Regions from separate parts of the Mus musculus genome. Here region 2 is linked to region 1. The links are chromatin loops, found by intact Hi-C in ENCODE. Cell type or tissue: heart. All regions are shown on one strand. Each heading gives the region's core, and the rest is flanking DNA. Links, peaks and the distances in the headings are about the cores only.

Region 1 (10,123 bases), core at 1,097-9,096:
AGGATGTGTTCGCAGCCTCCCCGTGCCCAGAGGAGAAGACTCCGCACCCCAGCGTTCAGGAGCTCACAGAACAAATCCACCGGCTACTGATGCAGGTGAGTGCCGAGTGAGTTTCCCTAACCTTAGAATCGTCTGTGTTGCAGCCATGATGCTGACTAAGCCGTTGAAGGGTGCCCATGCCCCACAGCCTGTCCTTCATTCCTGATAGGATTTCCACTGGTCTAAGTCCTACTCTTTCCCAAAACACTGTCACCAACACTGGGAACTTGGTGACATCACCCTCCAGTAAAATCAGTTTATCCACAGCCAGTCCCACTACTGAGTGGATGTCCCCTCTTGGCTATAGGATTCAGAGTGACTATAGTTGAATTGGTTTTGTTTTTAAAACCTCAATAGACTGCAAAAGACCTCAGCTTGCAGTAATTAAATGGTTGAACATCGTCTTAGGGTTTCATTGTTGTGAAGAGAGACCATGACCAAGGCAGCTCTTATAAAGGACAACATTTCATTGGGACTGGCCTACAGGTTCAGAGGTTCAGTCCCTTATCATCATGGTGGGAAGGATGGCAGCATCCAGACAGACATGGTGCTGGAAAAGGAGTTGAGAGTTCTACATCTTGATTGGAAGGCAGCCAGGAGGAGGTTCTCTTCCATACTGGACAGAGCTTGAGCATTTAGAGTCCTCAAAGCCTGCCTACATAGTGACACACTTCCTCCAACAGGGCCACACCCATTCCAACAAGGCCACACCTCCTAAGAGTGCCATTCCCATAGGTCAAGCATATTCAAACCACCACAAGGGTTGCTTTTTGTCTTTTCACTTTTTTTTTCTTTTGGGGGCAAGGGGAGTGGTTGAGACCGGGTCTCTCTGTGCACTCTTGTCTGTCCTGGAATTCTCTCTGTATACCTGCCTGGCCTTGAACTCACAGAGATCCACCTGCCTCTCTGCCTCTCAAGTGTTGGGATTCAAGGCATGCATGTGCCTGCCTGTACCACCTAAACATATTCGCTTTAATGGCATCTCCTTGGTGGCCGCATGCTAGAGGTTAGGACACTGTGAATGAAGGCCAGACAACTCCGGGTTCAAGCTCCCCTGCAATTGTCTTCTCTAGGTAACCTTGGGCAGGCTGAGACCACTGTTTGAGCTTGACGTGTGGTGACCTCTTCTACACCTTTCTATGTGCTTTCCCCCCAGCCTGTCCCCCACAGCGGCTCCAGTGGCTATGGGAGCCTGGGCAGTAACGGATCCCACGAACACCTCATGAGCCAGACATCATCCAGCGACAGCAATGGCCAAGAGGAGTCTCACCGGAGGAGATCCGTACGTCCCTCTCTGTTCCTCTCCCTGAGAAGCGCAAGGTCCGAGTTAGAAAGCATGATCAGAAATACCCAGGCAGTGGCTGGACCAGTGGCTCAGTTGCCTTCTCCTCTGGCTCAGTTCCCCTGGGATTTGCTTCATATTTCCAGTTGCAGCAGCCTGCCTATAGTTAAAATATATAAAGGAAAATGGCGTAGGTGGGCAAAGCAGCACCTTAAGGAAACAAAACCTTAGTTGGAGGGTGGTATGGACTCCTTAGCAGTTCCTTTACTGTGTCTCCCTCTGGGATCATGGGCGTTCCATCAGGATTTCCGAGTCTGGGTTAGAAGTAGTGAGTACGCTCTGTGGTGAGCACTTGCCCTGTGTGTGCAAGGCCCTGGACTCCATCCCCCAGTCATTCTCTCTGTTGCTCCACCCCATGTTGGCTTCTCTGCCCTCACTGTGGGGGGCCGACAGAAGAGGGTCTCCTAGAATGAATAACGTGTTCCTTATTGTTTTTCTTCAAGGGAATTTTTAAAACCAGTGGCAAGATTCAAACCAAAAGTCACGTTTCTCATGAGTCTGGAGGACAGAAGGAAGCATCTGTTGCAGGTAAAAAGGATGTCCTCTGGCTCCTCCCGGAGCCCTCACTCTTGGGAGCGCTCACTTTTCCTTAAGACATCTACATTTATTCTGCTTTTTAAAAAGAAAACAAGCCGAGGCTGGAGAGATGGCTCAGTGGTTGGGAGCACTGGCTGCTCTTCCAGAGGACCTAGGTTCAATTGCAGGTTCAATACCCACATGGCAGCTCATAACTGTCTGTCATACCAGTTTCAAGGGATCTGAAACCCTCACACAGACATACACAGAGGCCAAGTACCAATGCACATAAAATGAGAGAGAGACAGAGACCAAACAAGCCTGGTGGTGGTGGTGGTGGCTCCACCTTTGATCCCAGCACTTGGGAGGCAGAAGCCGGTAGATGAATCTCTGAGTTCGAGGCCAGCCTTGTCTACAGAATGAATTCCAGGACAGCCAGGGCTACACAGAGAAACCATGCTTCAAAACAGAACAACAACAAAAAGAAAACAAGACACCCCACTTTCCTCTGCTTTTGTCTCAGGACAGCAGGGGGTGCTGCTGGCTTTTCTGGCTTATTGCTCTATGTGAGGACTGGGAAGGTCTCCCCCTGAGTGTGCTTAACTTCATCCTTGCTCTACAAAGCAACAAGGGCTGCCCCTCTGTGTCCAGCCAACAAGTGCAGATCCTACTGTCCAGAAGGCCCTGGTTACCTTATGACCCACTAGAGCATGCAATCTGTGTTTCCCTACCCGCAGTAGACAGTAAGGTGCTGGCTGTTGGGCATACACCAGTGAATAAACTATCACTTGTTGCTCAAGATCCCTCAGGAGGGCGAGCATGTGGCTCTCATGGTGACCACAAGCGGCATCCACAGCCTAGTGCCTGGGCGCCCATTGCTGTATGATCATTGTCACCAGAATTGTCCCTGATTGTACGGTGCTCTGAGTCTTGAGATATTTCTACCTTAGTATCTAAGGCAAGCCCAGGTTCCACTGTTTAAAGTCAGCCTGCCTCCTGGATAACTTAGTGAGACCATATCTTAATCAATCAATCAATCAATCAATCAATCAATAAAAGAAAAAAAGAAAAAGAAAAGCCAGGTATGATGGTCCCAGCACTTGAGAGGCAGAAGTCAGCAGATTTCTGTGAGTTCAAAGCCAGCCTGGTCTACATAACAAGTTCCAAGCCAGCCAGGGCTGTAGTGAGAATTTGTTTCTAAGTAAACAAACATCTAATGATGCATGGGCTACAGAGGTAGTTCATGGTGGAGTACCTGAGCTGCACAAGCAAGGTCCGGTATTCAGTCTAGCCTGCTCTGCCCAGGAGGATAAGACATCTTGTGTCTAACTGGCCACAAGTTCAATATTATAAGGCCCATCCTTTTCTACCCTGAGCTCTGAGCCCTGAGAATGGTCCTAACATGTGCAGTTAAGCCCAGACAGAAGCAGGCCTTGCCTTGCCTGGGTGGTAGGTTACTCTAAGCTCCCACTCCAGAGTTCCACAACTGTCCCACCAACAGGGATTCTGGATGCAGACTGTCACTGGGGTCTCGTATCTGTACATTATGACTCCTTACTCCTGTCTTTGAGTGGAATAAAATGCTTTATAGATATATATGCAAACATTTCTTTTGACAGATAAAAGGTAGTAAATGAAAAAAATTGTGTATGTGTGTGTGTGTGTTTTTTTTTTTCCAGAAATGCAAAGCAGCCCCCCAGCTCAGGTGAAAGCTGTCACCACCATAGAAAGGGACAGCTCAGGGGCCAGCCTACCCAAGGCCAGCTTCCCAGAGGAACTAGCCTATAAGAACCAGCCTCCTTGCTCCTACCAGCAGATCAGCTGCCTGGACAGTGTCATCAGGTACACAGGATACTTCTGATCTTTCCTGCCATTGGTGTCCTCGTTCCTCACACCCTCCACCCACCCACCCACGTGATGCCTTCTGACCCTCGTGCAGGTACCTGGAGAGCTGCAGCGAGGCAGCCACCCTGAAAAGGAAGTGCGAGTTCCCAGCCAACATCCCATCCCGGAAGGCCACAGTCAGCCCCGGGCTGCACTCTGGAGGTACACTTTCCATTCAGAACTGTCTAACCTGTGACCCCTTCAATCTTCCAGGATGGGGTCAGAAGCCATCTGATAAACCCTCCGGTGTCCCTTTTTCCCCCTAAATTAATTTTTCATAGCTTGTAGATACACCAGCAATGCTTTTAAGTGGCCAAAGTTGCTAGAAAGTTGATAAATACCCTTCTTGCAGGTCAAGGTCTAGTCACCCCAGCTTTTAGAACAGGGACCTGGGAAGCCTGCCTGGTGACCAGGGGGCAGCCATGAGCGCCACTCCCTCTTGTGACTGTGCTAGCCTCAGTGGTTCTGGAGCAAACACCTCCTAGTCTATCTAGAGGAGCCCTTGCCTGTGAATACTAGCATGCTCCATTTGAAAGCTCAGCCCAACAATCTCAGCACTTGGCTGGCAGAGGCCAGCCTGGGCACAATGAGACTTTCTCTCAGAAAATTACAAAAAGAAAAACAAGGCTGGCAAGATGACTCTGCGTGTCAGGTGGCTGCCGTGCCAGGTCGACAGCCTGAGTTTGATCCCCAGATCCGACCTGGATCCATAGAGCTGTCTTCTGGCACACGAGTCCATACACACAGTAATAATTATTATTATAGTAATAGAAAAATTTTAAAGTAGAAATAGAGTGTCTCGTTTATTAAACGAAGCACAAGAGAGTGAGTGGCCGGGCATGGAGCAGGGTGGACAGCCCAGATCACCCCCTCCAGAGGGCCCTGGTGTGACCCACAGCCATCTAGAGCAGTGGCTCTCAACCTTCCCAGTGCTATGGCCCTTAGTACAGCTCCTCAGGTTGGGCTGACCCCCAGCCACAAAGTTATTTTTGTTGCTACTTCATAGCTGTAATTTTGCTACTGTTGTGGATCATTATGTAAATATCTATGTTCTCCAAAGATCTGAGGTGACCCCCATGAAAGGCATTTGACAACACCCCCAACAGGTTGAGAACCACCGGTCGAAATGTTTTTGTTCCCCCCCAAACACACACACACACACACACACACACACACACCACAAACACAGAGGTCCTGGACTCTGAGAGTGAAGTTCAAGTTGCTCCCGTCATTTCCTCTTCACCTTTTTCCTGTGGACAGGATCAAGCATCCCTGGGGCAGGGGTGCAGCCAGCATGGCCCCATAGGTCCCTTGTGTCTCTGGCTCCTTAACTGGACAGTGATATTCATCCTGCATATGTGTTTTCCTCTGTTTTTCTCTCATCAAGAGGCAGCGCGGCCCTCCAAGGTGACCAGCCACACAGAGGTCAGTGCTCACCTGAGCTCCCTGACGCTGCCAGGCAAGGCCGAGAGTGTGGTGTCCCTCACCAGCCAGTGCAGCTACAGCAGCACCATCGTGCATGTGGGCGACAAAAAGCCACAGCCCGAGCTAGGTATGTACGCCACAGATCCCTGGGGAATTTCAACAGCAGCCTGAGTTTCAGGTGGAAACTTTGGAGGCTGGGGAGATGGTTTGGTGGATAAGAGCACTTTCTACGTAAGCATCAGAACCCAGGTTCACATCCCCAGCACCCACATAAAAAGTGGGCCATGGTCATGAGCGTGCCTGTAAGTCTAGAAATTTTGAGAGTGGAGACCAGAGGGTCTCTAGAGCTTATTGGCCACCAGCCTAGCCCCATGTTCAGTGAGCAGCCTTGTCTCTCAAAGAAGTAAGGTGGGAAGTAACCGAACGAACACCTGGCATCCTCTTCTGGCTCACGTGTACAGACACTCACACACACACACACACACACACACACACAAGTGCTGTACACACAAACACACACATACATCTGACTGAAAAGTGAGAATGCTAACTTCCACTTTGAACTTTTATGCTTATTCAAACTTATCAGAAAAGTCCCGGTAAAGGTTTTTTGGGTACTGAGAATTCGGAGGTGGGATATGGCCAGTTAGGGCCCAAGTACTACTCTCTGCTGTGCTCTGGCACCACCTGGTGGTGGTTGTCTTCCTGAGTGCCTGTTCCATAAGGCGCAGGCCCCATTTCTACATAGGGGAAAGAACCAGAACACATAGTAAGAAGAGTGACTGTGACTGAGTGCTCTTCGTGAGGCCTTGATGCTGGGGAGATGAGTCAGTTGCTGATGTGCCTGCTGAGCAAGCATGAGGACCCACATAAAACCCAGGAACAGTGGACTCCTATGTAATTCTAGCACTAGGGAGGCAGAGATGGGGATTTCTGGGGCTCACTTTCAGTCAACTTAACTAAGATGGTAAGTTCTGGGTCCCATGAGAGACCATATCTCAAAAAGTAAGGTGGAGAGCAAGGGAGGAGGACACTCAGTGGGGACCTACCTCTGACCCCTTCGCCTGCATGTGTACATATGCATACACATGTACGCAAGCAAGCAAGCATGCACAGAGAATTATAAGCTTGTTTGTTACCAGAAAGAAGGAAATGATAAGAAACAATGTACCTGTAAGAGTCGATCTCCAAGGGCTTGACCAGCATGCCCTGACCTCTCTGCTCTGTAGACCACATATCACAGTGGCCACCATGCATGGCCCTGAGATCCGGAAGATGTAGTAGTACTTTGGCCCTTTCCCTTATATATCAAAGCTGAAGGCAGCTTTGGAATGTCTTCAGGCCCAGAGTAGAAGTAGATCTTCAGGTCTCTGCCTGCTGCTTGCTGCCTAGGACTCCTTTGGAAATCAGAAGCAGGCATGGGGAATGTTGCCCCCAGTTGTGGGCATCATGAGTCAACAGGGTGTGAGTTGTCTATACAGTAGGTTGCACTTGACAAGCACATGCTGACCAGAGCCCGCTTCTTGCTGCAGAGACGGTAGAAGATATGGCCAGTGGGCCCGAGTCCCTGGATGGTGCGGCCGGCGGCCTCAGCCAAGAAAAGGGGCCTCTTCAGAAGTTGGGCCTCACCAAGGAAGTTCTGGCTGCACATACACAGAGAGAGGAGCAGGGCTTCCTGCAGAGGTTCAGGGAGGTGAGCAGGCTCAGTGCCCTGCAGGCTCACTGCCAGAACTATCTCCAGGAGCGGTCCCGAGCCCAGGCGAGTGATCGAGGTGAGCGCTGACGTGAATTGAGCATTCGGGTTTTTTAAACACTTTGTTCTCTTTTTAAGGTAATGCTGGCCTGGCACTCACCATAATCCTCCTGCCTCAGCCTCCCTAGTGCTAGAATGGCAGGTGGGGACTGTCAGGCCTGCATTAGCACTGTGCTTGGGAGATCTGTATCCGGTGCTAACATACTGAGCTGTGCCCAGGTCGGAGGTGTTCATGTGGAGTAGCCACTGCCACGTTGCTGGCCATGCAGCATGGGAACTCTCTCGAGGACACAGCCTCATGTTCCCAAGGGAACAATACCATAAATAGTCGCAGAGTGCTAGGCTAGCTTCAGCAGATTTTTGAGGCTACCCTCACCCCCAGTTAAGACCCTGGAGTAAGTTCAACCTGCAAAGAATGAGCATTGTGCCCTGAAACCTTTAGCAGGCAGCTTTGGGAATGGGGGATGGCTTTCCCCTTCATGTGGACTCACCCTCCTGGCCTGGGGCTGCCCTGTGGATCCAAACCTCAGCCAAACCCATTAGCTCATATGAAACGTTTCTTTAGGCCCATAATCCCCGGGTGGTTTGAAGGTTTTCTGTTACAGGGGCCTGGTTCTTGAGTCTGGCCATCCATCTATCCACACACTTGCAGTGGGATCTGGCTCAGTCCACACACTCACCTGGCTCCTAAGACAAACCTCCTTTTGTATCCCAGGGGCAAGGGGCTGCACTGGCCAGAGATAGCAGCTCTTCTCCTGGCTCTGGGGCTCTGGTCCAGGGTCACAGCTAGTAGGCCCAGGAGACACCACCAGGAGCAGCCCCACAAACACTGGAAGGAACTGAGGAAGCTGTGACCTCTTTTAAAGATCATATCTTTTCTTCTGTCTTTCTTACTTTTGAAGGCAGGGGTTGAACCATCTTCAGGGAGCATGCTGGTCTGTCTGTCTGTCTGTCTGTCTGTCTGTCTGTGTCTTCAGCGAGCATGCTGTCCTGCTTCTGAGCAACGTCCCCAGCCAGGGCTGCTTTTCCCAGGCTTCCTTCCCACCGTCTTCCCAACCCCCTCCCCACAAAGTCTTGCCACACGCAGGAACCTCAGTGGAAATGAAAGGACACCCATCCATCCCGAGCAGACCCAAGTGTACATAGTTCCATTTCCCACACACCCCAGACCCAGCCGTGTGTACATTCCGTGGATCACACAACCTCCCAGGAAGTCCTGACAACAGTCTCTACTTAGCACTTCAACCGCTGCCCTTCCTTCTGAGGGGAAACGTTTGCAGGAGGAAATGAGACAGAATGAAGAGCAGGGCAGTGTGCCTGGACTGGGCTGTTTATCTCAACCTGTAAGAAAGGTATGAGGCCTGACACAAGCTCACAGATGCCTCCTGCACGCCTCTTGCTGAAATGGAAAGAAGACAGGCCCCTGGGCTGCCCCACAGGAAGGCAGTGGGAGTACACGAGGGAGTGTCTTCCTGGGCTGTCGGGACTGTTGGTCAGCTTCCCAGCACTGTGACAAATACCTAAGAGGACCAAATTATAGGGAGAACACGTTTATTTGGGCTCACAACTCCGGGGGCTTCTGGCCAGAGTTGCTCAGCTCTGTCGGGGTAGAGCAGCACACCATGGCAAGAGATGGTGACTGAAGAGCTGTTCACCTCAGAGGCCAAGGAGTGAGTCCAGTATCTCAGGGCATGTCCTCAGCAGCCTGGCTTCCTCACAGCTGGGCCCCACCTTCTAAAGGTTCTACCTCTGTCCCCCAGGGGCAGCAACTGAGCCCTCAACATGGACTTTCAGGGGTGCTCTAGGTCCTAGCGGCCACCCTCGGCTCTCTTGTGGCAGGTGGAACATGTAGCCTCTCTTTAGGAAACAGTAGTGGTAGGTTAAGTGAAGCCAGCCATTCTGCCATTTGGGGTCTGCACACTAATATGTATTTTTTCTAAATATCAGGTAATAGCAGAAAAGGGCAGGGTTTTGTGTTTTCTGTTTTATTTTGGATAAAGAATATTTTTAATTACTAGTTTCTGAGAACTCCATAAAACATATGTTTATATTCACAAACACACACACACACACACACACACACACACACACACACACACTGCTCCCAGATCCACAACACGCCCCTCCCCCAGTCCTCTCACTGAGTCTAATTTGTGTTGATCATGGACTTCCAGGTTTGGGACCATCTGTGTGAGAGTAGTTGTCCTACTGTGGGCAGTGCCTTTATTAAAGAAAACATGCTCTGCCTCAATCCAAAACAATCAACTCTCCGTAGCTCCTCAGTTAGGGGTGGGGTCCCATGAGCTCCTTCTGCCTCCATGGTAAAACGTTCACTGGCTTGATCTTGTACAGGCAACCACAGCGGCTGTAAGTTCACGAGCAGAGTGGTCCTGGCGGATCCAGAAGATGTATTTGGGTCCAGTCCTGCCCAACCTCTGGCTCTTTAAGTCTGCCTCACCCCTCTTTGATGTTGAACCCTGAGCCTTGGGGTGAGGCTTGATGCACAAGCCCCATTTGTGGCTGAGTATTCCACTGACACTTGGCTCTGAGTTTCTGTGTTAGCGGCCACGTACCGGACTACTTGTGATGAGCTGCACTAATCTGTGGGTGCAGAGATATGAATTTAGAGGGCAGCTTGCTACTGTATGTAGTTAGCAAAATAATGGTGGTAGATTTACTTCTGGGACCTGTCACCTCCCCATCATGGATTCTTGGTCAGATCTGCAGGATCAGGCCTGCCTTTCCTCCTGTGGAAGGGGCCTTAGAGCTCATCAGAAAGTGCTGTGGTGTCCCCCCCCACCCCCCGCCCCATAACATTGATGCCACTCTTGCACTGGGCTGTCTTGTCACAATGCTCGTTATTGGAGTTCACCGAGTTCACAGGTAGATTAGACTGTTGGTGACTTTTCCCCTCAACAGCCCTCAAAGCATTTTGAGAGCTAGGCAGTGGGGAGGAAGTTCCCTGGTCCATGTCAACTTGATCTCTCCATGGACATAGAACTTACAGGAGAGAGGACGCTGAACTTCCAGAAGAAATGTAGGACTCTGGCCTTGTAATTAAAGATGCACCTTCAAGTTGATAGAATTTGGTTTTCTAAAAAGCCTACCCCTTTCCTTCAGTTCCTCCCATTGGCCGTGGGTTGAGGAAAACTGAGCCTTGTATC
Region 2 (10,123 bases), core at 915-8,914, 53 kb before region 1:
AAGATTTACATCAACATCAAAAGATATTGTAGTGAAGCTTCTACTGAGATACCGCTGGATCTCACCAAGTGTTTGAAAACATCATTACGGTACTACACAGGGTCAGTGGACTGCCTTACACATTTGTATGTGTGTATACAGACATATACAGATACGTAGGACCTGTTTCCTTTTGTACAAGGAAGACTTCCTAAGAATGGTTATTTGAGAACTGAAGCAGGGCCACAGAAGACACTGCTTCTTGGCTTGCTTTTCATGCCTTGGTCGGCTTGCTTTTTTATACAGTCCACACCAACTTGTCCAGGAATGGCCCTGCCCATCAGTCATGAATTCTATGAATGCCCTGCAGACCTGCCATAGTCTAGACTATGGAGGCTGTTCTTCAGTTGAGAATTCCTCTTTTCAGGTGACTCCAGTGTATGTTAATTCAACAAAACCTAAAGGAAACAGTTGCTAATTCTTTTTAGGGCTGGAGAGATGGCTCAGAGGTTAAGGGCACTGACTGCTCTTCCAGAGGTCCTGAGTTCAATTCCCAGCAACCACATGGTGGCTCACAACCATCCGTAATGGGATCTGATGTGCTCTTCTGGTGTGTCTGAAGATAGCTACAGTGTACTCATATTAAATAAATACATAAGTCTTTTTAAAAAATTCTCTTTATAACTAACTAACTAAATATTGTTATTGCAGAACACCATAGATGAAAGCAAATATACATATAGTTTAAAAGGATACCACATTTGGCGCTCCAGCCTCACATCAAAGTATGTGTCTTATTAAAGTAATACAAGGCGATACTCTTGACACTTGCTTTCTGTCTTCCTCAGTGGCCCTTGGAAAGTGAGCTGCATGGTCAGGGAGCTGGAGGGATGGCTCATCCCACTTGCTTTGCTCACTCTGCACCTCAACATCTCAGACAGACGCAGGCACTTTAGATCCTTCTCCTATTGCTGCCGTGAAACTCTGACAGAAGCAACCTGTGAAAGTAAGAACTTGCTGCAGCTCACTCTCTCAGGGTGCTGTCCCTCGTGGCGAGGATGGCAGGGACCCAGAGGCGACTGCTCACACTGTGCCCGCAGTGAGGATGCGGGAGAGATGCATGCTGTTGTTCCATTGCCATTTTCCTTATTCAGTCCAGGGTCCCAGGGCACGGGATGATGCTGCCCACATTCAGGGTGGGTCTTCCCACCTCCATTAACCTGAACTAGAAACTCCCTCACAGGCATGCCCACACTCCAGAGTGGTTTTAGAGCTTGGCCTAGTTTGCTTTCCATTGCTGTGATAAAGGTCATGACCAAAAGCATCTTGGAGAGGATGTCCATCACTGAGGAAAGTGAAGGCAGGAGCTCAAGGCAAGAACCTGAAGGCAGGAACTGAAGCAGAGCCATGGAGAAGTGCCGCTTACTGCCTTGCTCCCTGTAGCTGGCTCAGCTACCTTTCATACACTACCCGCCCAGGGGTGGCGCTGCCCATAATGGGCTGGGCCCTTTCCCATCAACCATTAATCAAGAAAATGCCCTCCACAAACTTGCCTACAGGCCCATCTGATAAAGGCTTTTTCTCAGTTGAGGATTCCTCTTCTTAGATGACTCTAGCTTGTGTCAAGTTGACAAAAGCAAACAAAAGAACCTCACACAACTAGACAGTACACTGAGCCTTAACCTTCACAGGCACATGGCAATTGTTGAATGCTGGTTAAATTATTATTTGAGATGCTCTTTCAAAAGGTTCTTAATAATCTGGCTATAATTTAGAAGCATACCATGGTTTTAATAAAAAAAAGGGAAAGTTATAATGTTCCTTATATAATGTGGCCTCAGTAACGCCCCTCCCTGTGTGTGTGAGCAAGAGACAGATAGACAGACAGGATGAATGAATGAATGAATGAAAAACTCAGTCCAATAGTTTCAGACTCTTGGAGATTATTTCCCAGTGTTGTGGTTGTAGGACAGTTGTTCTAATTCCTTATATTTCATTATACCTTCAACTTATTTCTCAATAATATTAACTATTAATCATTTTAAGTTTGAAATTGTCAGAGGGAGCCAAGAAATAAGGATGTCTTTGTAGGAAACATGATCACAGACCCTCTGATTTCCCATTGTGGGATGACTGTCTTTTTTCACATTCATTTCTGGGACTGAAGTTTATCCAACAGGGGAGAGAGCCTGGAATTAGGGAGACAGCTGTCACCAGAAACAGTTGCCTTCTGTTGTGCAGTAGCAAACTACTGGCCTTGAAGTCCTCTGTCGCCTTACCAGGTAGTGAAGGAGTTGTAGTTAAGATGCTTGGGAGAGTCCTGCAACCTCGTTGCATGTAGAAGCCTAAAAGGAAGCCCCCACCCCTGCTGCCTCCCAAGGCAGGGTCGGGGCCCAGTGCAGTTTGATCTGAGTTTTTCATGCTAGGAGCCCTAGGCTGGAGATCTGACTGGGTAGCTTAAACCCTTGGAGACACATACAGAATCATTTGTATTGGCACATGCCTGGGTTTCTTTTTTCTGTTGCTATGATAAAATACTCAGACAGAAGCAAGATATAGGAGAAAGGGTTCATTTGGCTCACAGTTCCAGGTGGTAGTCTATCATAGTGAAATCATAGTGACAAGAAATTGAGTGAACTGTTTGTGTATCTATGACTCGACTGTGACTCGTCCACAGTCGAGTGCAAAGAGCAAGGATTAGTGCACACAAACTCTTGCCCAACTCATTTCTCTACCCTTATGCAGCATCCCTTGCCTATGGAATGGTGCCACCCACAGTGGGCTGGATCTTCCTATATCAGTTAATGTAATCAAGATAACCCCCCACTAAATTATTGTGGTGACTTAAAAAGATGTCAATACTGAGTTGTATATCTTATTTTTTTTTAAGATTTACTTATTATTATAAATAAGTACACTGAAGCTGTCTTTAGACACACCAGAAGAGGGCATCAGATCTCATTACAGATGGTTGTGAACCACCATGTGGTTGCTGGGATTTGAACTCATGACCTCTGGAAAAACAGTCAGTACTCTTACCCCCTAAGTCATCTCACCAGCCCAAGTTGTATATTTTAAAATAAATTTTATTAGTTTGATTTAAAAAAAGTCAACAACCCCGCCCCCCAAAAACTAGGCTAGCAACTTGAAGAGGAGCAACATGTGCAGGGTTTGAGGAAATATTAAGGGCCAGTGGGAGGAAAGGGAGGAGGGAAAGTCATGCAATTATATTTCAGTTACAATCTTACTAAATAAAAAGACAGTTGTCATGAAAAAAGATAACCCCACACTCACTAACCTGATCTAAACAATTCCACACTAACACTCTCTTCCCAGATAACTGTAGATTGTGTCAGAAAACAGTTAAAACTAATGATCACAGAGCACTCTGCTCTGTGGGAGGGAGGGACAAAGACATTTTATCCTATTTCTCAAATAAAGGGTCAAAATCCGTCTGCTGCTAAAGTCCTAGGCCAACACTTACCAGAAAAGTCTAGTCGACCAGTGTACAAAGTCAGCTTAACTAAGCAACTATTTGCCCTCCCAAATAATTATCGAGGACAAGGCATACAGGTCCATCAGGACACTGTGACCTTGAAGATTTCTGCTGGAGTGAGAAATCTTGGCAGGCAAGGATCAGAAGATGGACCCAGGCCAATGCCAAGACCTGAGGCGCCTCAGACACCACGGGAGCTCATAGTCTTCCTGGCTTCCAAGTACTCTACACATTCTCCTCAACCAAGCCCACCGGGAGTTCTCTTGCCTGGATACCTATACCCTCCATGCCCATAAGCCTGTCATTCATTCCTGCTGACCTCGTGGCCCCACTTAGACAGCTTTGACCAGATGCTCAAGTAGCTGCCGTGGCTGTGTCCTGACCTGTACTGTCTCATCTGTCCGGAATGCAAGCTCCCACGAAGCAGCTGGGACCCTGGATGTCTCCTCAGGATACCCGAGACATGTCAGCTGACTAGATGGGTGAGGGGCTCGAACAGTGGCCTGGCAGATGCTGTAGATGTCACCAGATGCTCTTTCAGATCACAGCCCTTGCTCCCGTGGCTGCCAGGAAGTGTGGACCTCTGGCGTCTCTCCTCTCTGGGAAGACCTGGCCATTGTCCTCTTTCTCAGTTCCACTGCTCCAGGCAGCCTGTGTTCAAAAAATTGGTTGAACTAAAGCCCACTTTCCAGAAGTTTCTACCAGACGTGGTCTCAGAAAGCAGACCCTAAAATGAGGTTTGATAGCTAAATCGGCAAGGGTACAGGAAAGGGAGACCTGACAGTCTGCTGTAGAGACAACAGGGCAACCTTCATTGTGGTGAGGTTAGGTCGGCTTACCAGCAGGGGGCACCATCTCCACTAGTTGAAAGGACTTTGGACTCTTCCCATTCTGTTGAGGATGCCTAAAGAGAGGCTGAGGACCTCCATGACAGCACAGACTCTTGCTGTCAAAGAACAGAGCTGGCTGAGAATCAGATATGAAATTAATTCCCAGGGAATGGAGTTCCAGGAAGGCTTAATTCTTACCTCCAAGGCCACATTCCCAGTGGAGAAGCAATACAGCCCTTTGACTGGGAAAATGAGTCTCCCATATAGGCTAGCCCTCTGGAAGCTTCCCAGCCCCCTATGCAGTCTTCCTCCTTCTCAAAGACAGCGAGCGATAGATGGTTACTCCAGAATCCAGCTCAGTCTTCTACTGCAACAGATGACTAGGGTCAAGTCCTAGCAGAACCTCTCTGGGACCTTCCTGGCCCAGAGAATAGATGAAGTACTTCAGGGGCTGCTGGTAATCAAGCTGTTATTGCACAGACAACAGGAACCAGGCAAGTGACATCCAGGACTGCACAGAATATAAAGGGGAATGGATCAGACAGCTGGATGTGAGTTTTGACCTTTCAGACCTGACAGCTCAGGGACAGACCTTGACCATGGAAAAGAACATTCTCAAATGGCCACCAGCTATGATAAAGATGGGACTTTAACTTCCTTCCTAGGTATAGCACTGGCTTCACACCGGCAATGAATACTGCAGGGGCTGGGGGGGGGGTGTCGTTTCCTGCATCTCTGCCAATGTTGTTTCCGTTCCGCAACGGTCCTGATTTGATTCCAAGAATAGAGCATTAGAGAAAGGTTGTTTAGAGCATGGTTGGGGAATGATAAACAGGGTTGTTTGGGAGGCTCAGGGCCCAGCCCATGCACAAAAGGAAAGGAGAAGGAGTCTGGTAGGTAGGCCAGAGAAGAGAGGCCAGGAATGTTTGGGACGCCCTGGGAAGCAGAAGGTGGGGATGAGGACAGACCCCATCTAAAATGAGTTATCAAAAATCTTTCCTGAGTAAGTGGCCTTCCAGAGACAGATGATATGGGAGTCACCATGCATTTCCTGGGACAACTAGCTCTCAGGAATTCTTTAGTCTGCTTCCTTCCCTTCCCTTCCCTTCCCTTCCCTTCCCTTCCCTTCCCTTCCCTTCCCTCCCCTCCCCTCCCCTCCCCTTCCTTTCCCTTCCCTTCCCTTCCCTTTCTTGTTCTTTTCTTTTTTCTTTTCAAATGTGTATACTGTGCTGAATAGGCTGAAGTATTCCCAGACTATCTACAAAGTTTAACCATGTTTTCAAGAGTGTCCATGTGTTCTGTCTCTGGTAAATAAGACCTTAAACTAACACTCCATGCTTCCCCCCCCCCCCCCGTGCGACCCAGTTATGTGCAGAGGCCAGGCTGAGTAGAGCTAGCCCAAACCCCGAGAAGTAGGAACCGTGAGGTGAGTAGCATGTGACCCCCGTGAGGCCTGGAAAGGTACAGAGTGAGCAGGGGTGGGAGCCTGCTGGAAACTTCTGCCTTCCATTTTTGCCGTGTGGTGTTTGCCACGAAGGCAGTTTCAGGTCTTACTGTTGGCCAGCAATAGCCACCGTGTTCCGGAAGTCACACTGTGAGGATGTCAGGAATTGTCTCATTTAGTCCTCAGAACCCCAGGAAAAGACAAGTCAAGAAAACACGCCAGATAACAACAGGCAAGGGTGCAAACAGACATTCCTCCAAAGAAGATGTGCAAGTGACCAAGTCCATAATAAGATGGTAGGGGTTAGTGACTCAGGAAATGTAAATTAAGGAGCCAGGAGATGATTCGATGGGTGAGGGCACAAGCCTCACAACCTGAGTTTGATTCCCAAGAACCTCATAAAAAGCTAGCTGTAGTAGCATGCATCCCACCATTCCCAGGACTAGATGGTAAGCAGAGACAGAGAACCTCCCAAAACCTCCTAGGCCAGCTAGTCTGGAGTAGACAGCTCAGCAGCAGAAACAAGAAAGACAGACTGTGCCTCAATAAGAGTCAGCAAGGAAGGATAGACCTGGCTCTCAAAAGTTGCCCTGTGACCTCCATATGTGCCCTCTGGCAAGTGCTCACCCACACTTGTACACACACATAAGCATGTGAAAGCAAAGCAAAGCAAATCATAATGAAATTCCATTTCTCATCCCTTAGGACGGTGGTGTCGTTTGAATGTGGGCGGTCCTGACAGGCTGATGCTGTTAGTGTTTGGTCCCCAGCTAGTGGAACCAAGTCACAGCTGCTCTGTGTGTAAAAAGTGGAAGAAGGGATACTCAATTCCATGCTAGATGTTTTATCACGGTGACTTTCTCTCTTATCGAGACAGGGTTTCTTTGTGTAGCCTTGGCTGTCCTAGAACTAGACCAGGCTGGCTTCAAACTCACAGAGATCTGTGTGCCTATGCCTCTGGAGTGCTGGGATTAAAGGCACATGTCAGCATTGGAGAGATGCTCAGTGGATGAAGCTTTTGACGTACAGGTGTGTGGACCAGAGGTTTGGATCCTCAGCATCCACATAAATGCAAGTCAGAGGTGGTGATCATTCTGCAAGGGATTCTCTGAGCAAAACAGCTAGTACAGTAGCTGAACTGGCAAACCCCAGGTTTAGTGAGACACCCTGGCTAGATAGACAGAGTGGAGAGTGATTGAGGAAGAGACTTAGTGTCAATCTCCGGTCTCTGTATGCACACACTCATGTGTGCATGAACACTTGCACTCATGCAAACACACACATACATGCACCACACACACAAATCCTCAAAGGAGCTGCCAATATCAATTCTATTTTATGAAGAGAGAACATTAAGAGCTGATAGCAGGTCTTATCTGGGACTGGATAGGTATGGCCCCAGAGCCTGGGATTTCCAGAAGTTATTGACTCTTGGCCAGTTGGAACATGGCTCCTGAGATGACCCCATAATGGGGGAAGAGGTGCCCATATCTGGTCTTTCCTGAGACAGAGATTCAGACATGTTTTCTCAATATTCATTTAGCAATATAGGCCATTCTCTTTGTTCAATCCAAATAGATAAATTTTTATATGTGCTTTGCAATTGTTATAAATTTAGGACAGATGATACTGGGCATAATGCTGGCATTGAGAAAAAAAAAAACAAAAAAAAACAGGTCTGCACCATGCAAGAAGCTGCTGAATGGGGCCAGGCTTGTTCTTGGACTCTTGGGAGCCCTCATGAAGGAGGAGCATGGAATGGCTGCTTTTATTGAGTGCAGTGAAATGTTATAAGCAAACAAACACGAAAAAAGCAAAAGCATTCAACTTGCTGAGACTTACAATGTTCTCCACAAATGCTCAGTCTACCCTGATTAGTCCCCTTGTAGTCAATGTGGGCTATGCTGGGCTTGACAGTGAGCCTGCTGTCTGCATGGTGATTGCACTGGGGATAGGGTAGGGACAGGAGCCGGTTCCCAACTGGCCAGAATGAACCCATTAGCAGCTGGGGGGCTCTGCTTTCAGGGTAATCCCATTGTCCACTGTTGACTTTGTGCCTGCAGAGACGTTGAAATCCGAAAAAAAAGAAACCACAGTCTTCAACTTCTTCCAGAAAGATAAAAGGTGAGATGTCACTGGAGAGCCACACCAAAGCTTTCTTCCAACCTCCAAAGACTCTTCCGTGGAGCTAAAACACACCCAGAACAGCTGGAGACCAGCCACAGGGCTCCTATACAAACGGAACAAAGGGCTGAATTGCTACAAAAAACGTTGTTACAGAAAGTGGGTCAGTCATTTAATGATAGTGGAGATTGGAGTCCTTGCGCTAGCTAGCTCACCCTGGCCCTGGCCCTGGCCCCGGCCCCCTCTCTCACATAGACTCAGACACACACACACATAAACACACACACACACACACAAGGCAATACAGCTGAAAGGCTAGGGCATCTAGGGATAGACACAGACATGGCTCTTGGAGGCATCACTGTGGTGGCTTTGGCTAGAGGAAACCCTCCTAGTCATAGAGGGACAGTTTCAGGCAAGAGAAGACAGACTTGCAGGCCCAAATGAGCACCAACTCAAGGTAAGTTCCATCCTAGCCAGCACAGAATATTTTACAGGAGAGTTCATCTCTGATGAGAAAGAAAGGAGATAAGAAAAAAAAAATCACACTTTGGATACATGGTTCTGTGGTTTGGCTATGGTCTGAGCATGCCCAAGAAGGCCTCATGTGTGAGAAGCTTGGCCCTCTGTGTAGGATACTGGGAAAAGGTGGTGCTTAAGATATGGGACCTAGTGGTAGAGAGATGACTAAATGATAAAAAGCACTTGCTGTTCTTGTAAAGGATGCATATTCTATTCCTAGCACCCACATGGCAGTCTGTAACTCAAATCCTATTGGATCTGATGCCCTCTTCTGGCCTCCAAGGGCACTGCATGCACATTGTGCACAGACACACATACCAGGCAAACACACACACACACAATCTCAAAAACCAAACCAAACCAAAACAAAACAAAATAAAAACAAAACTGAAGTCCAGTAATTAGCACTTAAGTCATCGGGGATTCTGTCCTTGAAATGAATTAAGGAGCCCCAAGTTAGTCTCTAAGGAAAGCTATTTTAAAGCCACCTCCTCTAAGTTACTGTGTCACCACGTACTCTTCTCCCTCGTGTGTTCCAGCCATAACACCAGCCACCATGATACAGCATAGCAGGAACCTCCCAGAGCTGGCAGGACCTTTAGACACCAAAACTTCCAGATGGAACAAAGCTTACCTTTGAAGAAATGGGGAAATAGTTCTTATTTTAAGTGGGCTCCGAATTGAGGACTCTGAAACCTACAGGTTTCATTAAGGCAGGAAAAATGAGGGGAGACAGCGACCTGGGATCCACCTGACTCGAGCTGAATCTGCACCCCTTTTTAAACAGTGCACTGCCCAGCCTGGCACCTCCTGCTAGCATCAAACTGCGCACACACACTCCACTGCAAACAGTGTAATAGGCCTTCCTCCCTTAGTAACCTCTTGGCAATTTCCCTCCCATTGTTTCTCTCCTTTCAAACATGACCCAGGACTTATGGGAACTTAAGAGAAAGGATGAGCCAGCATGAGCCAGTTCTGGGTGAATGAACAGTAAAGCAAACTGTATCTTCTGAATGAGCTTTTGGGGGGAAGTCCCGCTTACTGCTTTATGTCTATGCATAATTGGATGTGCATATGATTACAACGATATGCATTGTGGGAAAGGAGAAGTGTAATTGTTGGGAGCCGCGCCCACATTCGCCGTTACAAGATGGCGCTGACAGCTGTGTTCTAAGTGGTAAACAAATAATCTGCGCATATGCCGAGGGTGGTTCTCCACTCCATGTGCTCTGCCTTCCCCGTGACGTCAACTCGGCCGATGGGCTGCAGCCAATCAGGGAGTGACACGTCCTAGGCGAAATATAACTCTCCTAAAAAAGGGACGGGGTTTCGTTTTCTCTCTCTCTTTCTTCTTGCACTCCTGCTCCTGAAGATGTAAGCAATAAAGTTTTGCCGCAGAAGATTCTGGTCTGTTGCGTCTTTCCTGGCCGGTCGTGAGAACGCGTCTAATAACAATTGGTGCCGAATTCCGGGACGAGAAAAAACTCGGGACTGGCGCAAGGAAGATCCCTCATTCCAGAACCAGAACTGCGGGTCGCGGTAATAAAGGTTCCCGTAAAGCAGACTGTTAAGAAGGATTCAACTGTATGAATTCAGAACTTTTCAGCTGGGGAACGAGAGTACCAGTGAGTACAGCTTTACGAGGTAAGTCTGATCTTGAACTTTCTAAGGAAATTCAAGACAGTCTATCAGAAGTAAAGTGGAAAATGTTTGGCCTTGAATTTTTTC

What was found. Peaks named below come from ENCODE experiments on the same cell type or tissue, not always from the same donor. Only the 100,000 strongest peaks of a DNase experiment are listed, where the experiment ranks them.
Region 2: it touches region 1 in a loop (9-fold over the local background); 28 of 42 quality-filtered maps call a loop at or near these places.

Annotation. Positions count from the first base shown.
Region 1 is chr1:91,424,594-91,434,716 of GRCm38, reverse strand. It overlaps Per2 (period circadian clock 2), which reads left to right. Exons shown (of 23, transcript NM_011066.3): 12 at 1-95; 13 at 1,196-1,321; 14 at 1,825-1,909; 15 at 3,577-3,739; 16 at 3,837-3,943; 17 at 5,169-5,333; 18 at 6,739-6,978. Among named protein-coding and RNA genes, the nearest start is that of Gm35591, 13 kb to the left of the region's middle. In heart, for the core only: a CTCF peak has its summit at 5,902 (motif pointing left); DNase peaks (open chromatin) are centred at 5,276, 5,906 and 8,116.
Region 2 is chr1:91,477,702-91,487,824 of GRCm38, reverse strand. Gm28382 (a long non-coding RNA gene) reads right to left here and starts at 9,054. Exons shown (of 3, transcript XR_003948697.1): 1 at 9,030-9,054; 2 at 4,315-4,816; 3 at 3,050-4,126. It also overlaps the pseudogene Gm19085. In heart, for the core only: a CTCF peak has its summit at 8,668 (motif pointing left); a DNase peak (open chromatin) is centred at 4,334; H3K27me3 peaks cover 261 bases.